Linked DNA regions of Mus musculus: region 1 is linked to region 2. Evidence: chromatin contacts called from ENCODE Hi-C or POLR2A ChIA-PET data. All regions are on one chromosome and are shown on one strand. Each heading gives the region's core, a stretch centred on a gene start or an enhancer-like site at or near the end of the contact. The rest is flanking DNA. Distances are from core to core; before and after follow the strand shown.

Region 1 (4,246 bases), core at 846-3,345, 35 kb before region 2:
CAAGATAGAGTTGAAAGAATCGTTTGGCAAATCCATCCATAAGTACACAAGAAAGAACAAGCCACACTAGAACAATTGAGCTGTGTAGATGTCCAGTACCTGATGACCATACAATGGAATTGTGGTACCTCTACATAATGGAACTTCATTCATGTCTAAAGAAAGTGAAATGACAAGGAAAATGGACGGGACAGGAATTAGTATACAAAGTGAGGTAACCTAAAAACACTTGCTCTGTCTTATACACGGATCTTCAAGATTTTCAATTTGTGTGCTGAATTTGGAGTGTTCATAGAGGCCTGAAAAGTAGACGGTCCATGATAGCGGGAAGGGTGCAAGGACTTAAGGTGGCTGAACAAAGCAGAACACATGACAAAAGTAGACAGGGAAGTCTGTGGGTTAGAGGGTCAAGTGCAGACGGGGAGGTGAGAGACAGGCAGGAGGGCGGATACATGAGCACGCTCACATGAGCGCTCTCTCTCTCTCTCTCTCTCTCTCTCTCTCAGTCACACACACACACACACACACACACACACACCAGAGGGGGATGAGTGTGTGTAATTGAACGAAATGTACATAAAAGTGAATGAAAAGACTTAACAACAACAAAAGGATGAGCACAGGTATCCTGCATGGATGAGAATTTTTCTTCCCAAGGGAAGCATTGGTTATAAGATAAAAATCTCAGAGCAAGGGAGGTCCCAGCAACCTCACAACAACACAGTTGCTGCTTTTAGTTGCCTATTATACCGAGATAAGAGCTTTTCCTAAGGACATAATACACTTCAGTTGCAGGACACAGAAATCAAGCTGGAAATACAACTTTTTCTATGGTTCTATGGTTTCTATGGTTTACATATAGATGGCCCAAAGCTAGCTATATATATATATATATATATATGTGTGTGTGTGTGTGTGTGTGTGTGTGTGTGTGTGTATACATATGTATATATATATATACATATATATATATATATATATATATAAAAAGAGAGTGTGTGTGTGTGTGTTTAAAGTCCCTCTGAGTATAAGTCCTTGGTGGTAGTCTTAATTTAGTAAACTTCTCTCAATACAACATATATTTCATTTAATAATAAACTATCTTTAGAATTGCTTTTCTCAGTGTTAACTTTTTATGATTTATGTACAAATCGAAGATATTTTTGCTGCTATATTAATCTGTTATAATAATTTTCCTGCATACACATACATTCACAACACATTAAACATTAGTGTCTTTTACATCAAATTTTAGTTTGTTATAAAAATAGACACACTTAAAGTCAAAGAAATCATCATGAAAGTCATAGTACACAAAAGGCCTAACTTCAGAAAAATAGTCTGTAGCAGAAATAAGACAAATGTGCAAAAACTTATTTACAACTAACTAAACACTACAGAGTATCTATTATCCTGAAAAGCTAGTTAAGGAAATACAAAACAATATGGATACTTAAAATTAACAACCTGCTGGTCAACTTTAAGAATTTCAATGGCCAGAGTAAAAGTTCTAGGGGAAATCTTTTACAAAACTATATCTAAGGTAACATTTTAAAGCATTTAAAATTTGGAAACTAAAAATCAAAAGTTGTTGTTGTTAAGGACTGTCTTTGAAGAGCTGACCTAACAGGGATAATTATGAAGACTGCACTACCGGAAAAGACCACAAGATGGCAGCATCGATTCACTAGTAAAATACTGCATTGCTGCTGGAAAGCAAAGCCTCAAATAAACGTACTAAAGCAGGCTAGGACATTTCATTGTTGTTGTCGCTGTTGTTGCTGCCAGGAAATAAAGAGAAAATAAAATGAACTGTTGGAATTTCCGAATTTTTGTTTGATATAAAAATCAAGTTTAGAAGAAACTCCTTTAGTAGACATTCAAAGGTACAACTGATAAAACAAAAAACAGTCCATGAAAAGATACATTTGTTTACTTTGTTTCTACACTTATCCTTTGGAAATGCAGAAATTTATGAATACAGTGTGAGTGTGTGACTGTGTGTGTGTGAGTGTGTTGCATAAGTGCACGTGGGGTTCCAAGGTTGGCATGGGCACACTGTCCTCAAAGCCCACCATAATAGACAGGTACTGTGCTGAGCCTGGAGGCAGCTGCTCTGGTGCTAGCATGTCTGAATGCCAGGGTCACAGGCAGGCAGTCACATCTGCACTGCTTATGTCTGTCTGAGGAAGCCCAGCTCCGGTGCTCAGATCTGTACAGTGAGCACCTAATTGTGTTCTGATGTGTAGTAGCTACAAAGATGCTTTCTTTCTCTTTCTTTCTTTCTTTCTTTCTTTCTTTCTTTCTTTCTTTCTTTCTTTTTTGGGGGGGGGCATATTTTCTTTATTGACATTTCAAATGTTATCCCTTTTCCGGTCCTCCCCACCGCCCCCAGAAACCCCCTATGCTATTCCCCCTCCCCCTGCTTCTATGAGCGTGCTCCCCCACTCACCCACTCACTCCCACCTCCCCGCCCTGGCATTCCCATACAATGGGGCATCAAGCCTTCATAGGACCAAGGACCTCTCCTCCCACTGATATCCAACAAGGCCATCCCCTCCTACATAGACAACTGAAGTCATGGGTCCCACTATGTATACTCTTTGGTTGGTGGTTTAGTCCCTGGGAGCTCTGGGGGTCTGGTTGTTTGATATTGTTCTTCCTATGGGGCTGCAAGCTCCTTCAGTCCTCCTTTCTCTAGCTCCTCCATTGTGGACCCTGTGCTCAGTCCAATGGTTGGCTGTGAGCATCGACCTCTGTATTTATCAGGCTCTGGTAGAGCCTCTCTGATACAGCTAGCTGTATCAGGCTCCTGTCAGCAAGCACTTCTTGACATCTACAATAATGTCTGGGTTTGATGACTGGTGGGGCAGTCTCTAAACTGGTCATACCTTCAGTCTCTACTCCACACTTTTTCTACATATTTCCTCCCAAGATGATTTTGTTCTCCTTCTAAGAAGGATCAAAGTATCCACAATTTGGTCTTCCTTCTTGAGCGTCATTCGGTTTGTGAATTGCATTTTGAGTATTCAATGCAATCACCATCAAATTCCAACTCAATTCTTCATAGACTTAGAAAGAGCAATTTGTAAATTCATTTGGAGTAACAAAAAACCCAGGATAGTGAAAACTATTCTCAACAACAAAAGAAATTTGGGGGAATCACCATCCCTGACCTCAAGCTGTATTAAAGAGCAATAGTGATTAAAAAAAACCTGTATGGTATTGGGACAAAGACAGGCAGGTAGATCAATAGAGTAGAACTGAAGACCCAGATATGAGCCCACACACCTGCAGTCACTTGATCTTGACAAAGGAGCTTGAAGCATCAAGTAGAAAACAGACAGCAACAAATGGTGCTGGTTCAACGGGCAGTCAACATGTAGAAAAATGCAAGTTGATCTATTCTTATCTCCATATACAAAGCTTGATCAAGTCCAAGTGGATCAAGGACCTCCACATAAAACCAGAGGCACTGAAACTAATAGAAGAGAAATTGGGGAAAAGCCTCAAACACATGGGCACAGGGGAAATTTTCCTGAACAGAACACCAATGACTTATGCTCTAAGATCAAAAATAGACAAATGGGATCTCATAAAATGGCAAAGCTTCCGTAAAGCAAAGAATACTGTCAATAAGACAAAACGGCAACAGACTGGGGAAAGATCTTTAACAACCCTACATCCGATAGAGGGCTAATATCCAATATATATACAAAGAACTCAAGAAGTTAAGACTCCAGAGAACCAAATAACCCTATTAAAAAATGGGTACAGAGGTAAACAAAGAATTCTCAACTGAGGAATACTGAGTGGTTGAGAAGTACCTAAAGAAATGTTCAACATCCTTAGTCACCAAGGAGATTCAAATCAAAACAACCCTGAGATTCTACCTCACACAGGTCAGAATGGCTAAGATCAAAAACTCAGGTGACAGCACATGCTGCAGATACTGGAACACTCCTCCATTGCTGGTGGGATTGAAAGCTGGTACAACCACTCTGGAAATCAGTTTAGCGGTTTTTCAGAAAATTGGACAGAGTACTTCCTGAGGACTCAGCTATACCACTCCTGGGCATTTACCCAGAAGATGCTCCAACCGGTAAGAAGGACACATGCTCCACTATGTTCATAGCAGCCTTATTTATAATAGCCAGAAGCTGGAAAAAACCCAGATTCCCCTCAACAGAGGAATGGATACAGAAAATGTGGTACATTATACAATGGAGTACTACTCAGCTATTAA
Region 2 (4,165 bases), core at 1,537-4,036:
AGCCCTGAGTTTGGCCGGAATATTACTGAACATCTGAGACTTAAAATACTCATAAATCCAATAAATTTCAATAATAAATTGGTCTTCTGCATCAAATTATCAGCATAAGCCACTCACTATTCTTTCCCTATTTTCCATACAGGAGATAAAACAGATTAGTAACTGTGTAGATGTTTTAGCATGTCATTTTAGAACCTACAACTACTTTAGTACATAGCACACTAGAGTCCAAAGAATATTTTGTTTAGAGTCAACAACCACCCCAGAGGGGAAATCTGGATGTCAGAACACTATGGAGTTATTCAAAGCTGTTCTCTAGTCTAAACTTTTCTTCACAGCACTCTTATCTGTTTAAACCTTTGAAATTCATGGAGCATGCTTAAGTCTCTAATTAAAGGCCTAGTACAAGCCACATCACTGAGGAGAGCCCATGCCTTCATTCCTTGGCACAAACTTTGGTGAACATGGGTCAGGATTCTAGAAAACTCCTACCCACCTTAGAGATGTAAGAACTTTAGCGATCCCAGCCTTTATCTGGACTCTTCAGAAGCAAAACAGATTGGTAGAAAGGAATATGTAAACCTAACTTGTAGTACAAAGTGGCAAATGATAAAATGTAACATTGCTGGAGATTTGTAACAATCTTACTAAAGGAGGAACCGGACTCTGCCTGGGCATTTGTGACTGACCGGGCCATTCCAAGGTCAACTCTTCCAAATGAATAAGACCCTATGATGCAATATATTTCTAAGTATCTAAGATACCACAGAAAAATAATATAGACTTCTCTGCCCTTAAGGAGTTAGTTATAAAAGTCCGGATAAAACAAATTTAGAATCTTCTGGGATCCTAATAAACTAACAAACCTTCTTATAGGATGCAGCCATGTTTCAGAATTTACGCAAAAGGCCATATGTGTAAATAAAGGGGTATCACTAGTTTATAAGAGTAAGACTCAGTGTAATGTAGAACTCAAATAGATGCTAAGTCTGGTGTGATCCAAACCTGCAATCCCATCATGAGTTCGAGGCCAGCCTGGGCTACATAAACTAAAATGAAGACAGACTTAAGCTTATTCTGGACAGCCTTGTTAAAAAAAAAAAATCAAGAAAATGAAAGGAGGCATCCCATTGAAAGAGGAAAATAAAACTGAATAAAGTGAAATTTTTAACTTACAATTTGCAGTAAATGGGGGGGGGGGCGGGGGGTGAGGAGGTCTGTACTTTATAAACAAATACTAAGTACACAGGACTGAACCAGCCTAGTTACATCAACATTTATTTCAACCACTTTCTAGCCAGGTCATGGGAGAAAGTTACTTAATTCTTTGCCTTCATCTTTACACCTGTGAGTAGGGCAGGAAAAAAAAAAGGCCTGTCAAGTCAATTAGCAAAGCATTCACAGCAGGGTTGCTTTGTCTCTGCCCTATTGGTCAAAACTTTAAGATCAAAGTAAAATTCCAACCCTTTAAGCACTGGCTTCCTCCTTCTTGGCTTTAATCCTCAAATACCTCCCTACTTCCAGTTACCTCTAGGATCTAGTGTCCTTTCTCCAAAATGAACACATTCCTAACTCTACATCTGCAAAGTCTTTCTTCACCATCTGCCAGAACCCACTTCTCTCCTTCAGTCATCAAGTGCTCGGTCTGTCCTTCACGCTTTGCTAACACTGCGATAGTTTTCTTGATCTCCCTTCTCACTAAAGTGTAGTTTCAGAAAGCTGGGACGAGTAATCTGTATTTCATCCTCACCCCTACCCATCAGCCCAGAAGGTACCTACGCCAGGCTGGGGAAAGCGACGCTGAATTAAACTGGATGTTTACAACTGGTGTGGCTGCAATTCCAGAAACTGCTTAATGTCAAGTAATTTGTCATTGCTTTCAGATCCCCAAAAGTCACGGCTGGAAAAGTATTTTTTAAAAAAAGATCAGACCAACACCATCCTTTCCAGAAAAGTTCCACGGGGCAGCCCCGGCACGAGTAGCCGGGACGGTCATTCTCTGCTTCGCGAGTTGAGCGTGCAGCAAGGGCAGCGGCGCTCCGGTCAGCGCGGTAGTTTGAAACGAGGGCAGCGGGCCGGCTCCGGCCGCCGCGCGGGGCTGGGCTCCGTGCTCCCGCCAACTTCCCGCAGGCCGCCGCCTCCCGCGTCCGCCGCAGCGACACCCTCCAGGGGCGGCGGCGCGCCGTGCTCGGCCCCGCGGGTGCTCCTGAGCGGCGCGGCTCGGGGCCTGGCCGCCGCCCGCTCCCCGGCCCCGAGGCCTCGCTCTCTCCCCGCGGGCCGCCGCCGCCGCTGCCGCCGGCGCGCCGCTCCCGGTCGCAGGCCGCCGCCCCTAGGGGAGCGGGGACGCTCGCCCAGCTCCGCGTGGCGCCGGGGGCGGAGCCGGCCCCGAGGGCCCCCGAGAGGACGGGGGCGGGTGGCCGTGGCCGCCTTCCTCGCCGCATCCCCGGCGCCCCTCTCCCGACCTTCCCCGGGGCCGGACCCGAGCCCGGGGCCGGGCGGCCGGCGCGACGCGGCACTTACCAACCCGCCTGGGACAACGCGGCGCCGGACACCTCGGCCATGGTTAGCTGTTCAGGCTCGGGGACGGCGGGGGTCTGAACTGAGGGTGGGGGACGGGCCTCCTACTGGAGACCCAGAAAAAAGAAAAAGAAGAAAGAGGGGGAAAAAAAGAAGAAAGAAAAGAAAAAGAAAAAAAAACTCCTCTGTTCGACTGTGCCACTGGGCATGCTCAGTGAGACGGGCGCTTCCGCGTGCGGGTTCCGCTCGCCGCGTTTTGTGAGCGGCCGCAGGGGCCGGCCCGGGCTGGGAGCGGCGAGCCGCCAAACGCGGCCTGGGCCGGGGATCGGACACGGCGCCGCGGGGGACGGCGCTAGGCTAGGCTGGTTGGCGCCGCTCCTGCTGCCGGGGACCGGGCTGCTTGGTCACTTTCTAAGTTGCACACACATGCGGGAGCCGCGCATCCCAGGGACTAGGCTGCCTCACGGGGCGGGACACGGACCCCCGCGGCCCGGGCGGCGGCGCATCGGGGATGATGCTACCACGGCCACGTTTGGGGCGGTGCAGCCCAGCCCATTCTGCACCCGAGCTGGCTGTTGTCACCAGGGCCCGCTCCATTCGCCCGGCCTTGCGGTCGGCCGAGGCTCAGAGACTGCGGCTCGCACCCCACTCTGGGTCCCCGCAGGCAGTTGGGTGAGCGCGACACCCTAACCCTGCACTTAAGGGAGTTGGCTTTGAAACTGGGCAACAGGGACAAGACTTTTTTTTCTTGTCACCCTCCTGCTGGGCGTAGCCCTAACCCAGCGTGGCCCAGCGACCTTGGCACCGGCACCTAACCGGGCTAGCACCGCCCTACGCCGTGCCCTTTGCCGCACGCGGGAGGACCGGGGTGCACGGCGTGTCCCCGACTGGGCACGCGCAGCGACGCCACCGAGCTGCGCCGGAACGCTCCTATCGTGATTGGGCAATCAGGAGTCACACAGCCCAATCAGAGAAGAGGTTTCTGGGTCGGGGCGGGCCTGTTGGTGCTCCTAAAAAGTTTACTCCAGAATCTGGGTCCTTCTCCTCCTGGGACGGTGGCGCGGAGGAGGAGAGTCGGGGGCAAGTTATTTCCCAGTGATTCTGCAGACTTACAGGCTATTTAAGAACTTATAGTCGATAAAATTTGCAGTGTAAATAAAGAAAACATCTAATAATAAAAAAATAACTTATATTCGGTCTGCAACCCGTCGCGGTGGCTGCTTCACCTTTACTGTCACCGTCACTGAGCCAGACTTCGGAGAGACTGCAAAATTGGCAGCTGCTCCTGAGACTTAAAAGCAACTTATTAGAGAAAGAAGGGTATTAAGCATCCAGAAGTTAACTGAAATCTCCATTTTCTCACTTTAGCTGTTCACAGTTCTAAAGTCACTATGCCTTCCTTGGGAAATATGCTATGATGTCTTTCTGAACACACATTTGCTCCTACGTATAATTAAATGTGTACAGCATGTTCAGAAACTGGAATAAATTTCTTTCCTAGTATTTGCAGTGGTAGAAAATGTTTTAAATCATCCATGAGCAGCAAGTGTGTTTATATGTACAAGCTGACCTGAACACAGAGGGGGAAAAAAATAAATAAAAGTAAATGGACAGCTCAGGTTAATTGCCAACTTTGTTATTAAATAGA

The links. A loop is a pair of places that touch in the nucleus more often than their neighbours do. ChIA-PET counts read pairs that join two places held with the same protein, here RNA polymerase II (POLR2A).
Region 1: a map of gastrocnemius shows a loop between it and region 2 (2.7-fold over the local background). The contact joins the enhancer-like site here to the promoter of Tdrd3 in region 2. A Hi-C loop is called at or near these places in 9 of 37 maps with a recorded cell type or tissue (adrenal gland, gastrocnemius, heart and 1 more). POLR2A ChIA-PET finds 5 or more read pairs at or near these places in 2 of 5 experiments (Patski and embryonic stem cell).

What each region holds. Positions count from the first base shown.
Region 1 is chr14:87,449,706-87,453,951 of GRCm38, reverse strand. All of the region lies in intron 1 of Tdrd3 (tudor domain containing 3), which reads right to left. Among named protein-coding and RNA genes, the nearest start is that of Tdrd3, 35 kb to the right of the region's middle. Within about 2 kb of position 2,095, at least 1 of the 3 ENCODE cell types and tissues checked has a DNase peak (open chromatin) inside an H3K27ac peak, as active enhancers do; it is gastrocnemius, where a contact is called at or near this core.
Region 2 is chr14:87,415,204-87,419,368 of GRCm38, reverse strand. It overlaps Tdrd3 (tudor domain containing 3), which reads right to left and starts at 2,786. Exons shown (of 14, transcript NM_172605.3): 1 at 2,521-2,786. The coding sequence starts at 2,561.